Linked DNA regions of Homo sapiens: region 1 is linked to region 2. Evidence: read pairs that join two places in POLR2A ChIA-PET (ENCODE). Cell type or tissue: PC-9. All regions are shown on one strand. Each heading gives the region's core, and the rest is flanking DNA. Links, peaks and the distances in the headings are about the cores only. Region 1 holds the start of XKRX (XK related X-linked). Region 2 overlaps SRPX2 (sushi repeat containing protein X-linked 2).

Evidence for each region. Peaks named below come from ENCODE experiments on the same cell type or tissue, not always from the same donor. Only the 100,000 strongest peaks of a DNase experiment are listed, where the experiment ranks them.
Region 1: POLR2A ChIA-PET joins it to region 2 with 9 read pairs; 1 of 35 experiments calls an interaction of 5 or more read pairs at or near these places.

What each region holds. Positions count from the first base shown.
Region 1 is chrX:100,924,001-100,932,331 of GRCh38, forward strand. It overlaps XKRX (XK related X-linked), which reads right to left and starts at 4,917. Exons shown (of 3, transcript NM_212559.3): 1 at 3,970-4,917. The coding sequence starts at 4,304. RefSeq lists enhancers at 3,121-4,320, 5,514-5,563. In PC-9, for the core only: no CTCF peak of the experiment used is centred there; DNase peaks (open chromatin) are centred at 2,681, 4,971 and 5,521; H3K4me3 peaks cover 2,516 bases; H3K27ac peaks cover 494 bases.
Region 2 is chrX:100,645,109-100,653,439 of GRCh38, forward strand. SRPX2 (sushi repeat containing protein X-linked 2) reads left to right here. Exons shown (of 11, transcript NM_014467.3): 2 at 1,085-1,296; 3 at 5,677-5,757. The coding sequence starts at 1,215. Among named protein-coding and RNA genes, the nearest start is that of SRPX2, 5.1 kb to the left of the region's middle. RefSeq lists an enhancer at 2,084-2,378 and a silencer at 4,744-5,038. In PC-9, for the core only: no CTCF peak of the experiment used is centred there; DNase peaks (open chromatin) are centred at 203, 4,043, 4,533 and 5,123; H3K4me3 peaks cover 4,746 bases; H3K27ac peaks cover 5,668 bases.

The sequences.
Region 1 (8,331 bases), core at 86-8,085, 280 kb after region 2:
TAAGGTTTTTTTTTTTTTTTTTTGTATTTTTAGTAGAGACGGGTTTTCACCATGTTGGCCAGGCTGGTCTTGAACTCCTGACCTCAGGTGATCCACCCACCTCAGCTTCCCAAAGTGCTGAGATTACAGGCATGAGCCACTGCGCCTGGCCAGATTCTGCTTTTTCAAGAAAGGGCTCACAACCATATCTCAGCCAAAAAGTCTTGGGACAGATCAGAGGAAAAAAAATATCTCATATACACAGGAAGCCATCAAAGCAACAAAAGTACTTAAAAGACGACAACTCAAACCTGAATGAACTACATAACTAGGCCCTCGAAAGATCACTGTAATAGTTACTTTTTGTGCCTCTTGTCCTGTTTGTGGACAAAAGCCTTTTAAACTGGATTCTTTCTTTACGAAGAGAAAAACATCCTTATGAAAGCCTATCATCCTTGGAATAAGGGTAAGATGACATTTCCTGCTCTGCCCCTCCCACCTCCCCCATACAAATCAGAAGTCTTTAGCAGTTCTGATGTGGTAAGTGGAAGAGAAGCAACTAGAACATCTTGTTCTGGAACACCTGAGTTACCACTTCGCCACTCACCTTTAATGAATAAAAACTGTGGACTACTTATGACTAGTAAGAACATTTGTAGTGGACATTAACACGTCTTGCCCAAGAGACTGAGGTCAAGGGTTGTATTTATCTTGTTTACAGCTCTTATCACTTAGTAGGTATTTGAGAAATATTTGCTGAGTAAATGAAAGAATAAGAAGGAAGAAAATAATACAGGGTAAGCAATTATGGGAGGAGAGGATAATAATAACAGCAATGAAATTTAACAGAAAAGTAGACCAAAGACAAGCCCAGAGGTTGATATGCTCTCTAGCCTTTAGTTCCTGATAGGAAAATTTGGAACATATGCTGGCTGCCAGTCTCCATAGATCACCCTAAGACTGATGCATGTGTACCACTCTGAAGCATGTAGTTTGAAATTGTCACCTTCTAGGGACAAACTCTAAGACCTGGGAAAGAAAAAGATGCAAAGAAAGAACAGAGAAGAAAAAGCAACACTTTTTTCCTATTCTTGTTCTGCATAAGTGCATTTTCAATGAAAAATTTTAGATTTTAACCCCAACCCATCAGTACTATTGCTAAATTGGAGAACAGTATTGGAGAAGGTGGTGGCATGAAATGTTCCGTTTACATTTACATAAATGTTCTGTTTCTATTCTCAGGGCTATTTTCTGGTTTAAGTAAGGGTGTTTGTCCATTTATAAGCTTCAATAAATTAGAGTACATTTTCATTTCGGAAGTATGCTTGCATTTCATGTAAGGCACCCAGACTCTACAAGCACCTTCATGTGCCTGATAACACTAATCAAGTTCCTACCTATCTAACAAGTAATTGGCCTTGAAAATAAGCGAATCCAGAGTATAATTTATGAGTTTTTATCTTTTCTCTGCTGTGGGCTAAGCTGCCTGAGGTTATAAATGCTTCCCAATCATTTCTAGTGGAAGCTAAACAACAAAAATGAAAAACAGTACTCAACACTCTACACAGAGGGTTCACAAAGCAAACAAAGGAAGTCAAAAAGAGGGGAGGGTGCAGCTGGGTACTTTCTGAAATTTGTATCTTGAGAGTTTTCGATTGGTTAACTCAATATATTGTATTTGAAAAAGGAGGGATGAATGGTTTATTTGCTCCTGTAGTCACAACTTTAAATTTCTTGGTTTCAAGGTCAAGATGAGGTCTTCCTTTTACAGCTTAACTTCAAAGATTTAGAACCGTAAAGGACCTTTACATCACCCAGTCCAAAGATGCATATAGGCCAGCTGAGTTATATCTGACCAACAGATATGGTTTGGTCCATCCTGTGTTGTTGTTGTTATTGTTTTAGTCAGCTGTGAAAATTTAAAATCATGACATTTCATATAAAAATCCTGTCTTGGGAGCATCTCCCGAAAAGTTAGTGGATCTGGCAATACTGGGTCTGAATTCCAACATGGAAACAATGCGCCAGGGCTCTAGAGGGGCTACCTCCTTCAGGCAGGTCATGAAGATTTCAGATTACCATGGTACTCACTACTCCTCAGTATTTCTCTGAGACTTTGTTTTCATTTATCATCTCACACAAGGCTACTGTTTTTTCTTATACTAGGCCTGCTTCATTCATTTATGATACCTGCCTGGTCCCTGCAAGTGTTTGAGTTTGAGACCCATGATTTAGACTAACCCATTTGCTTTACAGATGAGGGAACTCTATATGCCTTCCTGTGAAGCCATCTTCAGAGATTTTACCAAGAACACACAACCAGTCAATGACAGGGGGAAGACTAGACTCCAAATTTCAGGCCACTGTTTCCATTGATATCCCATATTCTCTCTGATAGAGCCTAATCGATTCCTCCCCACTTAAAAATTTATTGATAAAAAATTTTTTTGGCCTTATTGAGGTATAAGTGACAAATAAAAATTATACATGTGTACAGATATGAAATTTTATAAAGGAGTGAGTTCCATCCTTAATTAGTTTCACAGACTTTTTAGTTGTCTAATGATGAGGTATCTTCCCATTGCAACACTCTGACCCATATTCCTCGGCTGACTGCAGTTGTCTGCCTCTCTTGCAATCAAGACAAACTTGGTCCATTCCTTACTCCTGAACTCATAAGTTTTGCAACATCTCTCTACCTTGAAAACCCCATAGCATCCAGATGAGACTGTTGACACAGGTGCCTATCTCGCTAGGATTAAGTGCATTCTTTCCACTTCAAGGCAATCTGAATGGAAATACTTGATACTATTAAATTGTGCTACTGCATCCACATAGAGAGATGAACTGCCTTCCTTTGCCCCCTCCCAACTTCGTATCTTTATTGCAGAAATATACAAAGAGATAAATAGGAAACTGATAAACCGACAGAGAACTGAACTATATTGGGTTGGGGTACAGATTACCACAGATGGTTTAAAATAGTTTCCAGATGTCACATTACTCTGGAAAATTTGAAAATGGCAGTAGCACCAGCCCAAGCAGCTCAGGGTAAAGAAACTTTTATCCAATTTACAAAGCATCCAAAAGGTAGAGTCAAAATTACACACTCAGACCAGGCGCGGTGGCTCACTTTGGGAGGCTGAGGCAGGAAGATCACTTGAGCCCAGTCTACATAACGAGATCCCGTCTCTACAAAAAAAATTTTTTTTTTTTTGAGATGGAGTCTCACTCTATCGCCCAGGCTGGAGTGCAGTGGCACCGATCTTGGCTCACTGCAACCTCTACCTTCCGGGTTCAAGTGATTCTCCTGCCTCAGCCACCAGAGTAGCTGGGATTACAGATATGCGCCACCACACCCAGCTGATTTTTAGTAGAGACAGGGGTTTCACCATGTTGGCCAGCTGGTCTTGAACTCCTGACCTCAGGTGATCCACCCGCCTCAGCCTCCCAAAGTGCTGGGATTACAGGCATGAGCCACCACACCCGGCCTATAAAAATTTTTTTTTAATTAACCAGGCATGGTGACACATTCCTTTGGTCCCAGCTACTTGGAGGCTGAGGTGGGAGGTTCGCTTGATCCCAGGAGATCAAGGCTGCAGTGAGCCATGATCGCACCACTGCACTGTAGCCTGGGAGGCAGAGCAAGACCTTGTCTCAGAAAAAAAAAATTTTTTAAATAAAATTACACACTCTGCAGCTATGGCCTTCATGCACAGGGTGATCACGTCTTGTTGTTCCCATTCTAGTTTACACAGGCCAAATAGCATCGTTCATTGTTTTGGAACACAAGTACATACCACATGTTCATCATGGTGGCATTTAAGATTTCAGGTAAGTTTTCTGAATGGTAGACAGGGAAGCCGAGAGTGGGAGGAAATGAGAGAATTGATTAGAGCCATAGTATCCATCTTGTAAATCTTTCATCTTTCTCTGCCCAAGTCTGGGGTGGGGTTAGGGGGGTAAGGAAAAGATTTAAAAGTTGCTCACCTGATAACAGGTCCCAAGAGGATTAGATGCATAAATAATGATAGCGGTTTATCTTTGGCTAGATCTCTGTGGACAAAAATGAGGGTCAACTGGACCATAATGGATGAAAACATAAAGAAAGAAAAGGTGTATGTCATCCAGTAAGTTTCACTATTCTTTCGATAGATTCTAACCATGTACAAAGCAGATGCAGCCTCCCCACAGTACAAAAAGGTGGAGAAAAGGATGCTAAATGGAAAAGTAAATCGGGGGTTGGCTCCACGGATGACATCTTCCTCCAGAGATGAAACCGGATCCACATTTGGCTCCTCAGGAATTTCATAAACTCTGTCCATTGTCGAGGTTCTTTCTGAATGTTGTGGTCTTGTGTTCATAGCACCCTCCCACCCATCCCCAAGAGAACCCTATGGCCGCTACAGTCCAAGTATAGGTGAGGAGAGCTCTGTCAAGTCCAGTTTGGGAACAGAGATTCACTAGTTAGAGCAAGAAACCGCTCTCTTCTAGACTCAGATTCGACTTGGAGTCTGGGATGGAAAGCCCAGGAGTACCACTTTGAACTTGACTCTTGATTGGCCCCGATTCCAATCGTCAACATACTTGCTGTGAAACTTGAACAAGACAAAAGCAAGCATCCCAGCGCCCCATCCAGAGTCCAACTCCAGGGACGTGAAGAGTCATGAGAACAGCGGCTTCCGTGGCGGCTCCTTTCGCAGCCCCTCAGGCAGGGTGTAGCCGATCTGTCGGGGGCACCGACACTCAGCAGCTCCTCACAAAGAGTCCTGACCAGTGTGTCCTCTCAAGTCAGCGGAGAGCTGAGCCAGGGCAGAAGAGCGGGCGCAGAAGAAGGAGGGCAGAAGAGGGGATTCAGTTCAGTGCCTAGGTATCCTAGCTATTGCTAGGCTGTAGCTATCAGCTGGCCCGCTCACCTGCGCGCTCTCAGGACCTTTGCCGAGTCCAGGGTTCTCAGGATAGCTCCTCGGATTCCCCCAAGCCCCGCCCCCAAGACCGCCTGGCCCGGGAGTGGAGTATTGTCACCACCCTGTCTCCGAATGCAGTGTTGAGGGACAGAAGCAGAGCGCGCTCGCTCTACAGGATGAAGAAAAGGCTGGAGGGGCTGCTTCTCCTCGGAGAAACTTTGCTAGTGAGAGGCACGATGTGCGGGGCGCCAACCTGGCTGGACGGAGGTCGCCAAACTCTTGGACGCCGTCTGCTGCCAGGGTCCTGCCTGGTCTGCGATTCCAGCTGCGAGAGGTCGGCAGCTTCAAAAACTAAGGCACCGGGACGGCGGGGGCGGGCGAGATGGGCGGGACGGCTGCGGCCAAACAAAACCAGCCGGAGAGTTCCCGGGCAGGCGGCCAGCCGAGGGATGCTCGTTGTGGAGTGGCGGGACAAAAAGGGGCTTGGGCCGCTCTTCAGAAGCACTTCTGACCACCACCTCCAGACCCAGGCAGGAGCCACAGCTTTACTCCTCCCTAGGAGCAGCAGGCCCCCACTTCTACCCCGCCCTCCCTAACTAGTTAAGTGACTTGCTTCAACACTCACTCTACCCACGCTGTTAGGCAGGTGTGTCTCCCTCCGCCGCAGGGTGGAACCTCCCTAGGTCCTATTGCCCTCCAGATAATATCATGAAGGGGGAACCTGGGAGGAATAGGGTCAGAGTTTTCGGCGGAGGGAAGATAGAACAGGATAAAGGTCAAGACTCAAGGTCAGCCCACAGACACTGAAAGCTCATATTTTATGCCTTGATTTCTCCACTTGCAAAATGAGGCCAGGATAGGAGCTTTAGAATGAACTTACAGGTCTTTGGTTGAAAGGTTATGAAGAGGTGCCAAATTCTAAACAGACTGGCAAAGAGCCAAGAGAGAGCTGTTAGTAAAAACTGAGAGGGGTGTCTTAAAGAGCTTTGAAAATTACCTGTATTCTTAAGTGTAATCCTCCCCACCTCACTGAGCTTTTGTTTTCATATCTTCATTTGCATAATTCTAAACCTCAGAGAAAAAGAGAACACATCTGCCTCCTGGTAATAATATAGATGAAGGCCAGGCACAGTGGTTCACGCCTGTAATCCCAGCACTTTGGGAGGCTGAGGCAGGCAGATCACTTGAGGTCAGGAGTTCGAAACCAGCCTGGCCAACGTGGTGAAACCCCATCTCTACTAAAAATACAAAAATCAGCTGGTCGTGGTGGTGCGTGACTGTAATCCCAGCTACTCAGGAGGCTGAGGCAGGAGAAAAACTTGAACCCGGACGGCAGAGGTTGCAGTGAGCTGAGATCACGCCACTGCACTCCAGCCTGGGCAACAGAGCAAGATTACGTCTTAATAATAATAATAATAATAATAATAATAATAATAATAATGATGATTATGTAGCAGAGCCTGTGCCAATCTCCTTTTGCTGCAGGAAGTCAGTAAAACAAATCTATGTGAGGAGTGGCCAAGTAGCAGCCACCAAAATAATGGCCTCCAGGTTGTCCTGTCATTATGTTGTTTTTTGTTTTTTTAAGGTTTCCATGATTGCTGCCTCCTTTCCCCAGGGCTGATTCAGGGACAGATTCAACATCTAAAGGTTGTCACCTTCTGAAGCAGACTCCGCATCTTGGTCTGCACCTATGCTAGCAGCTGGGCTAGGAGGCTGCTCCTTTCTCCTTTCCATTTCATGAAGGAGGTCAACACTATTGAGAACAACTTCAGAGAGTGTTCTTTTTCTTATTAGTTGGGACATTCCAACTGGGACAAGGTTCTCCACCACCAGTATATGGTGCAGAACCTCTTGGGGCTGCTCTAGGTAACTGTTCACAAGGTGAATCTCAGGCAAGGTGACCAATTAATCCCATTTCACTGGGATAGGGTGAGTTGGTCCCCCTAAACATGAGAGAGTCAGCCGGGCGCGGTAGCTCATGCCTGTAATCCCAGCATTTCGGGAGGCCAAGGTGGGTGAATGGCCTGAGATCAGGAGTTTGAGACCAGCCTGACCAACATGGTGAAATCCTGTCTCTACTAAAAATTCAAAAATTAGCTGGGCGTGGTGGTGGGCACCTGTAATCCCAGCTACTCGGGAGGCTGAGGCAGGACAACCCCTTGAACCCAGGAGGCAGAAGTTGCAGTGAGCCAAGATAGCACCATTGCACTCCAGCCTGGGTGACAAGAGTGAAACTCCATCTCAAAAAAATAAAAATTAAAAATAAAAAAAAAAAAAAACATGGGAGAGTAAAGCTAAGAAGAAGAATGTAGAATCCCAACGTTTACCTTTTAGCCTTTCCTCCTTCTTCTCCATGGCCTTGTCTCTCCCCAAATACAAAAATTTACAATGCCTTCCTACTTTGTTCCAAAATGACTCCTTCTGTCTGTCATTCAAGGCTCTATATAATCATCACACTACTTCCCTCTCAGATTTTATTGCCCACACTACTCCTTCCACAAGGCCAGCCAGTTTTCTCACTTCTCCTATTTGCGTTGCTCACTCCCACCTCTGCCTTGTTGATGCGATTTACAACCCCCTTCACCCTTTTCTCCATTAGTCCAAACCATAACTTTCTTTCAAGGGTCAGCCGAAGTGCTCCCACCTCCAAGAAGCCTTCTGTCACCTCCCCAACCCTCATTTTTCTCTCTTCATGCTACTGGCACATGCTCTCTCATACTAGTCCTTCAACTATTTCTGTGTTTGTCCTGCCTCCCCCCAAAAATGTAAAGTTAGTGAGGGAAGGATGCTCAATGACTGTTTATTGTGGCACTTGTTGATGACAATGGTGATTGACAAATGGTGATGATGATGACGCTTCCTCCCCCATACTTCCTCCTTGAAACCATGCAAGACTCAGACACACTCATCTCTAAAAGCTGTGGCCACTGTAGCTGGGGCATAAACTCCTCTGGCTGAATGAGCACTGTCTCATTCAGCCATCAGCTCACAGAGGTTCCCAGACCACATGATCTGTCCCTTCTCAAGGATTTCTATAGCATTCTTTTGTTTATACCAGAGTGTAGCACCAAAATTATTTCAAGTATATTAATTTTTATTCCCCAACTAAATTATCACGGGCTCCTTGAGGGCAGAGCCCTTATTACTGTACTTTTGTTGGACTCCCCCATGACTGGTATAGACCTGTAAAGTTCCTGTCATCTGATCACCCTCACCCACCAACTTCTCTATTTTCAGCCCTAGGATTCTCTGGCGCTTTAGGTCACTAAATCCTCTGGTCTCTTATTTCCCCGTTCCTTTGCCCTGCTGGGAGTAGCTAACTGAGAATTTGCTGTTTCTGTCCAAACACTCTTTGCTCTCTCAGGCCATCTCAAGATTCCAGCTCTTTACTCTTCTTGGGACTAAAGATGCTGGAAATGTTGGCAGTCATAAGGCTGCTGAG
Region 2 (8,331 bases), core at 102-8,101:
AACTAAAAAATACACTTTTCCCTTTCTTGGGCTTTGCATGTCCCTTAGGGACTCTGGCCAGAATCTACCACATTTTTGTTTCTCTATTTCTAGGACTGACTCCTCCCCTGAGCATGGCATTTCATTGAAAGCCCGTGAGTGAATGGGTGCTTGCTGAAATGCCCAGTGGCCAATTTATACCAATGGGCAGCAAGTTTTAATACTGTCATTTACAAAGTATTTGCCCGCTGGGAACCACAAAACTCTCGTCCCATTAGGGTGAGGACAGGGGAGGAAGTGAGAGGGCAATTGGAGCTTGTTCACCCTCTCCTCATGTACCTCAGCAGGTCCTCCTCTACCTCGCTGACTTCCTGCTGGCTCAGCAAGGTAAAACTAGAGGGTTAGGCTGGACTTGAAAGCCAGAAGCCACTACCAAACCACCAAGCCTTAAAACCCAAAGCTAAGAACAGAGCCAGAGTCCAGTTACTGCCTGGGACACTAGAGAAGGGAAACATTCAGTCCTGTCCAATACAAAGTTGGTAATAATATTGTCTAATATATAAATTACTTCCCTATATGACAGACAATAATCAATTCATGAGGTAGACAGTATTATTATTCCCATTTTATAGATGAGGAAACCGAGGCTTAGAGAAGTTAAAAAATTTGTCCAAGACCCTATAGCTAATAGGTGACAGAATTGGATTCACATCCAGACCTGTGTAACTTCAGTGTTCAAATTCTTAGACCACATATGCTAACGCTTTCCCAGATTAGTGGCTAGGAAATGTTAGTTGAATGAATGAAACCTAATGGCAGCCTTTAGGTCACCAGGTTCCCTCCTGGTTCTGTGTAACTTCATGTTGGCCTTTTCCTGGTCTCAGTACTTCAATGTCCCTCTCTATAACTTGGACCATGAAGCATTTGCATCTGATCCCACCAGAGTCAGATGAAGATTGGTTGTTTTACATCCTCCTCCTCCTGGGAGGAAAAGGGACCATAAATAACAAACAGAGTCTTGTTATTCTATAACATGAAAGATCCTTATGAGGGAGATAATATAAAAGGCATTCATTAATTATAAAATCTCTCTTCTTCCTCACAGATCCCATATTTCTGCTTCCCCTCACTTTTAGAAGTTAATTGATGGCTGACTTCTGAAAGTCACTTTCCTTTGCCCTGGTACTTCAGGCCATATACATCTTTTCTTGTCTCCATAATCCTCCCTTTCAAGGATGGCCAGTCAGCTAACTCAAAGAGGAGCTCTCTTTCTGCTGTTCTTCCTAACTCCGGCAGTGACACCAACATGGTATGCAGGTAAGTTCTAGGAGCTGTTGCCTATTATTTCCAGGAAGGATAGGTCCTAGACCAAGACTTGGAGAAGGAAGAGTTAGACTACAAAAAGAGACACTTATTTTCTATACAGAGAAGTATTAAAGGACAATAAAGATGGTTAAACATGGCAACAGACTACCAAGGGAGGCTTTTAAGGCAGCCTAACAAGAGCTATTTGAAATAGGTGAAATAGGCCACACTAGTACAAACATGAGAAGGTTGGACATCACCTTTGAGGCCATTGTCTCACCTGCTTGTGCACTTAGCTTCCTGAAAACCATTTTCTAACATGAAATCCTTTATGAGTCAAATCTTTATTAATATTAATTCTTTTATGAGTCAAATACTCTTGTCAAGACCACAAAAATGGACTTAGACCACATACCTCATTTGGAAAAAATAAGGGGGGCAGGCAATCTATTCAAGTGAAATGAGAATCCATCAGACTTCTTCCCACCCTCTCTGATCTTATTTATAAAATGAGATTTTTTATAGCCCTTTTATGCCAAAGCTGTTAGTGGCAATACAGATCACATCCTTTTAATCAGGAATTTCCCAGTTTCTTCTCATTTGTTCTTTACTTCAGAAGGGATGGAGATTTCTGGATTCCTGAATATTTCACTCTTCACCCAGAGAGCCAGAGAACAAACTCAGTGAGAAGAGGGAAAGGGGAGGGGGAAGGGATGAGGGCAGGATAATGAAGTGGCATACAGAGGTTTTATATGGGGCCCAGCTGGCATTCCAAGTGCTAAGAATATTCTGTGGCCTGCAGTGTCTGCCCTCACAGGGGCCCGTGGGGAGTAGTGGGGGAAGGAGACAGACCCAACCAATGGGGTTAGGAAAATATCCAGAGATGAGTAAATAACAAACTGCTCCCATCACAGCCACAGTCCCTGCAGCTAAAATTTTCCACATGCCCTTAGCTCCTGGTGGAGGCCTTTGGCAGTAGCTCTGTTTGTCTGGAACAGCTGCATCAAGCTTTCAAACAAATATGCAAACTTCTTCCCCTTTTTGGCTTAACCTGGCTTTGTAGGGGGTGAAGCACAAGGACTGACATTGAGATGAAAAAATTCAAGTCAAGCCCTTGGCAGAGCATATCCTGTTTGGGGTTAAAGGTGCCTCAAGTCTCCAGGAGATAAATATGCAACTGTCCTCCCCAACCTCCCCTTGCTTCAGTTCATTTACAGAGACCAAAATCCAGCCAAAGACCACAGGACTAAAGGAGTGGAGATTAGATGGCTCGAAGCCCAATTCTGAACACCTGTATGAAACCTCATGGCATGCAAAGGTCTTTACCTTTCCCAAAACAGAAGCCTGAGCTGTTGGAGGCGTGAGCACAGAGCAGTTTTTTAAAAGTTAGATTCAGTTGAGGTTCTCAAAGGGCTATTTGCAAAGGTGGAACACCCCACTTCCACGTGAATCACAAGTCACCACTCCTGAGAAGCTCAGATTGGTGAGGCCTCTGCCAGCCCTGCAATTCCACTCATTCTTCCCTCTTCTATCCTTAGGAGGCCACATGATGAGAGACATTTCCCCTACACTGCTAGCTCAGCTGTTGGGCTTGCCTTCATGCCTTTGTTCATTCATTCCTTCAACAAATATTTATTGAGGACTCTTTATGCATCCAGGACAGTTTTGTTTACTTGTACAGCCTTGTCTTCAAATGGGCATGGCACAGAATAGCAGCCAAATGTGGATCCAGGGCTAATCAGAAAAAGGGTCCAGGAATAATCAGCAGTGGCTGGGAAAAGTTAAGAATATAAATAAAGCAAAGAATGGGTTAAAAGTGTGTTCTGGCATATCTGTGCAGCCCAGAAAGTCAGACTGTATTTGTCATCATAAGCCAAGGATTAATATGAATCTTAAGATAGTCTTTTAACTATCAATTACATGTCTAACTATACTTTTGTGAAGGGCAGTGCTTAGAGGGCCTGACTGTACTATGGAGGTTGGAGGAACCCAGTAACAGACCACACAGTAACCAAGCACTGATTGATCTAAAGGAACTGAGGAATGCTCCCCAAGTCCTTCCCCCAGGGCTGAAGAGGGACAAGCAGACAGAATAATGTAGGAAATGTTCCCCTTTAATTTCATTCTTATACCCATCTTAGTATTCCACCATTTGCAAAAAAGAAAAAAAACTCAAAGATAGGCAAAGAGGGGAAATGGGAAAATGGAAAGGTTTAAAGTGGCAAGATGGTCTGAACCCTTTCTCCACACAAAGCATAGTTGGCACTGGTCCAGCTACTTCCGCACCCTGATGGAGACTGTAATTATCTTATTGAGTCTTCCCCACAGTTTTCCTACATCCCTTGTAATTCTGGAATGATGTAAAATGCTTGGTGGCCTTCGATCCCACACACACAGTAAAAAAGCTGGATTGCAAAAGAGATTTTGGACTTTTACCCCAGTTGGACATTATCAAAAGCTCTTCCCTAATCACCATCTTCAGTGGAGTGTCTGAGTTTGGTATCTAGGGGGTCAAGCAGACCTGGGCTGGAATGCCCACTCTGCTGCTTACTAGCTGGGAGACCTTGGTTCTCTTGGTTCCTCAAGCCTGTTTCTTCGGCTTTATATTGGAGCACATTAGTAGTACCTACCCTGCTGACATGTTATGGTGACATAATGAACTAACATATGTAATGTGCTTAACACAGAATATGAGCTGAGAGATGTTAGCAGTCATTGTCGTAGTTGTTCTTGTTGTTGTTACTGTTACCAAGCCACAGGGCTCTGACACTCCTGACACTCCTGTTTTCTCTTCTGTTAAACAGTCCTTTGCTCCCTGCTGAGCATGTCTTCAAAAGCTGGCTCTGTAACCGGAGCAGGAAGACCTAATACTTTAGGGAATCACCCACATCTGGCCTCCTGTTTACAGGACCTATAAAGCTTTGAGGCTAATACTGAACTGAAACAGCTGACAAAAATTCCATGACCCGCCCCCCGACTCCCCCGCACCCACCAAAGAAACCTCCCATTATGGGAAAAAAGAGAGCAGGGGAGATGAGGTCTGAGAAGAAATCAACGGAAGCCAGAAGAAGAACTGAAATGGGAAAACAGAAAAAAAGAAAAAGGGGAAAAAGAAAAAATGAACTCTTTCCTCTGGAATGAGGGCAAACCAACGAGGACATGATTTCATAAGGCAAACTTTCAATTGATTCATTCCCTTGTTCACCAAGTTGGACTGGTTTCCCAATACCTCACCTCCCCCACCCCTAGTCTGGGCCTGTGGGGAATGGAGGAGCTTCATCATCTGGCCCTCTGCTCCGCCCTTCAGTGCAGGGGGCCCTGTGCCTCTTCCCAAGAGGAGGAGGCGAGCTTGTGGCCTGAGTATTTACACAGGCCAAAGGGCTCCAGCACTAAAACCCAGCCCTGTCCTGGAAGCACACCCTCTCCTGGAAATAGGGAATTGTCTCTTGACTCCAAAACAGCTGGCTACCCTATTCCTGTGCATGCATTAGGGCTCAGGGAGGCTGGAAGGAGGGCTTCCGGAAACTTCACTCCGGAAAGGACCAAGTTGTTTTCCAATTAGTTCGTATTCATGACCGATTTCCTGCCGTCTGGTGGAACATACTGTTTAGTCTCCCAGACAGCCGCAGACCTGCCTCCACTAGGGACTGGGCCACTTAACTGGATGGAGATAGATTAGGAATGTTCTCTAGCTCAGCAGCTCCCTGTTAAAGTTCCTTCTGATTAGAGAAACAGGAAATTTATCCGAAGGACTCTGCCTTCTCTGTTCTCCAAACCAGGGCAAAGTGCTCACAAAACTGCTTTCATTTCCTCTTGCCTTTTAAGTCATCCCTCTCGGCCTTGGCATGCCACCCCCAGCAATGGTAATCCGGTAATCCGATGACAAAAAGGCCTGTGCCCTGTGGGCTAGTGGAAGCCTGAGTAATTGTTTTTTTTTGAGGACCATAAGCAGGGCTGTCACTAGGGGGAAGACACAGGTTCTGTTTTTGCCTCCTATCAGGGACCACAGTCCATTCTCAGAGATTAGTCCCCAGTGTCTTACCAAGACTCATGTGTTGCTTCAAGGAAATGGGTCATTTATAGTCCAGATTGACAGGATTGATGTATGGTCAGGTTCAATTTTTTTCTTTTAGATGGAGTCTTCCAGTGCTCGCAGTAACTGGCCACCACAACTATGAGCCTGCCCTCTATGCAACTGAGGTGCTGAGATTCACCCACAGTAGTTCTGCTGCCTTACAATGCAGGATTTCCCCCACTAAATATCCACCTGGCTCCCCACCCATGGAATGCCATGTCCTAAGGAAGTGACAAAGTTGGATGAGAGGGGGAAGGTTGGGAAGGAATTGAGTGAGAAATCAAGACACCATTTTGATATTGTCTTCCTTATTCTAGGTTCTGGCTACTATCCGGATGAAAGCTACAATGAAGTATATGCAGAGGAGGTCCCACAGGCTCCTGCCCTGGACTACCGAGGTAATCTACCCTGCTTCTCAAGCCCAGAAAATCTCTTTTCTGGCCTCAGACCTAGGCCCTTCCCTGAAGCATCCCCATCAGGCTTGGCTCACATGTGTCAAAACTGTAGCACAGGGAATCAGGGGCTGTGATTTCTCATCATGAACTTGGTTACTGACTTACTGTGTGACCTCACCTCTCCAGCCTGAAGGTTCTCCATGTATTATTAATCATTAAGTATTGACTAGTTACTCAATGCCTAATCCTGTGCAAGGTAAGCCTGTGGGTAATACAAGGTCTCAGATAGGGTTTTGTCCCCATCATGTAGCTTATATTCTGTTGGGGGTGATGGGGGGGTATAAAGTTAGCACATGTAGGGCAAGTAAGTGTGAAGCTATGTCATAGCAGTAAATGCAATAGGGTTTAAGAAAAAGAAGTCAGGAAAAGGGTCATGAAAGATGACATTTAGGCTAAGCTTAGAATGATAGGTGGGATTTTGAGAACCAGAAAGGGGAGGGGAGAGCATTCAGCAAAGCAGATGGCTAAAAATACGGAAGTAAGAACAAACCTGGTAGAGGAGGGAGCTAAGAAGAAACCAGCCTGATTGGAGGAAATGGAATATGGAGGGAGTAGTATCAAAGAAGGTTAAATATAGGCCAAGTGCAGTGGCTCATGCTTGTAAACCCAGCATTTTGGGAGGCCGAGATAGGTGGATCACTTGAGGTCAGGAGTTCGAGACCAGCCTGGCGAATATGGTGAAACCTCATCTCCAACAAAACTACAAAAAATTAGCCAGGCATGGTGGCATGTGCCTATAATCCCAGCTACTCAGGTGGCTGAAGCAGGAGAATCACTTGAACCTGGGAGGTGGAGGTTGCAGTGAGCCGAGAGCTGAGATGGCACCACTGCTCTCCAGCCTGGGTGACAAAGCAAGGCTCTGTCTCAAAAAAAAAAAAAAAAAAAAGTTAAATATAAAGAGTGAGACCAAATTAGGAAAGACTCCATGATCTAGGGACAATACTAATGAGAAGCATGAAAATTATCTGTGATGAATGCTGCATAGTGAGTAATTCCTGCATTAAAAGGGAAGTTAGGCCAGGTGGTATCTAATATCCCTTCTATTTCTGATTCTTTGTTTCTTTGCTTTGCAAGCCATGTGGAAGAGTTTAGCTGTTGTACTAGGATCTATAGGGAGCCCATCACATGTTTTTGCACAGAGGCATGACACAGTAAATTGTCATTTTAGAACATTAACCTGATTATTCTATGCAGAAATAGGGGTTCAGTGGTTAAGTCTGAGTCAGGGAGACTCTCCAGGAACCAGCTACAGTAATGTTGGCTAGAGATGACTGATGGTGGTGGCAAAGAAATGGAGGGTACAGATGAACCCCATAAATGTTTCAAAGAAAGAGATGACAAGACTTAGTACAGACTTGATGTACCAAGAGGCTAAGAAACAAACTGATGTCTGAAAGCACTCAGTCTGTACACCTGGAAGAAATAAGACCCCTCTCAGAAAGACAATGTCAAAAAAGAAAACTGGTTTGGTAAAGATGCCCTACAGGCGGCGGAAGGATGAAGTTGTGTGAGTCATCAGCTTAGATAGATGGGTTGTCTGAGGGAGCAGAAGGCCAGGGTCAGAGCTTTAGAAGACATCTGTAGACATGAGTAGGAGAAGAGGAACCAGCAAGGGGAAAAAAAGAGAATTAGTGGTCAGTCATGTAGGAAGATATCTGGGCAGTACCTGTCATATTACAGAAGCCACAGGAGAAGAGAGTTTTAAGGAAAGGAAGGGGTAAGAGATAAATTGTGTCAAATATTGCAAAGAAATCAAATTGAGGGTAAAGGAAAGATGTTATCTGGCAAGAAGGAGGTAAATGGTGACCTTTAAGAAAAATAGTTTCAACTGAGAAATTCTCAGAGCTTTGAGCTCCTCTGAGCATCTTTGTAGCTACCTTCTACGCACGTTCTTCTCCCTGCCAAATGGTGCATACCCACTGCCTCTCTCCTCAGCACCCACTAACTCCTAAACTCTCTACAGTCTGTTTCTCGCCCACTCACAAATCTACAACCTGAAATGACATCTCTTGAAGAAAAAAGTTCTCTCCCATGAGAGAACCAATTCCCATGACCCTTTCTTGAGCTTGTCTCTCAGTCTCTCCAGCAGCAGTGAGCACCTTCCTTTCTTCTTAATCCCCCTTCCTTGGTCTCCATGGCATTTCACAATTCTGGTCAGAGCTGAAACTGGGAAAGGAGGTGGACTCTCTGGTGGTGACAATAGAGAGAATGAGACTGGGATCTGAACTTGGGTCAACCCTGACCTGTCTCCTGAGCTGGTGGACTACATCTCCAACTGCTGCTACACACTTCCATTTGGAGATATCTAAAACAAAAGTATTTCCTCTCTCCTGAAAAATGTTCTACCTACTGACCTTCCTACTTCTGATAACACTACCATCATTCTCTTAGTTACTCGGACTTCAAAATACCTCAATGTCACCTCTAATAGGTCCTGTCACCTTTAACAGCCCCCTTTTCCTCATCACTTCCTGCCAGTCAGTCACCAAGACCTGTCATTTCTTTATTAATCCATGG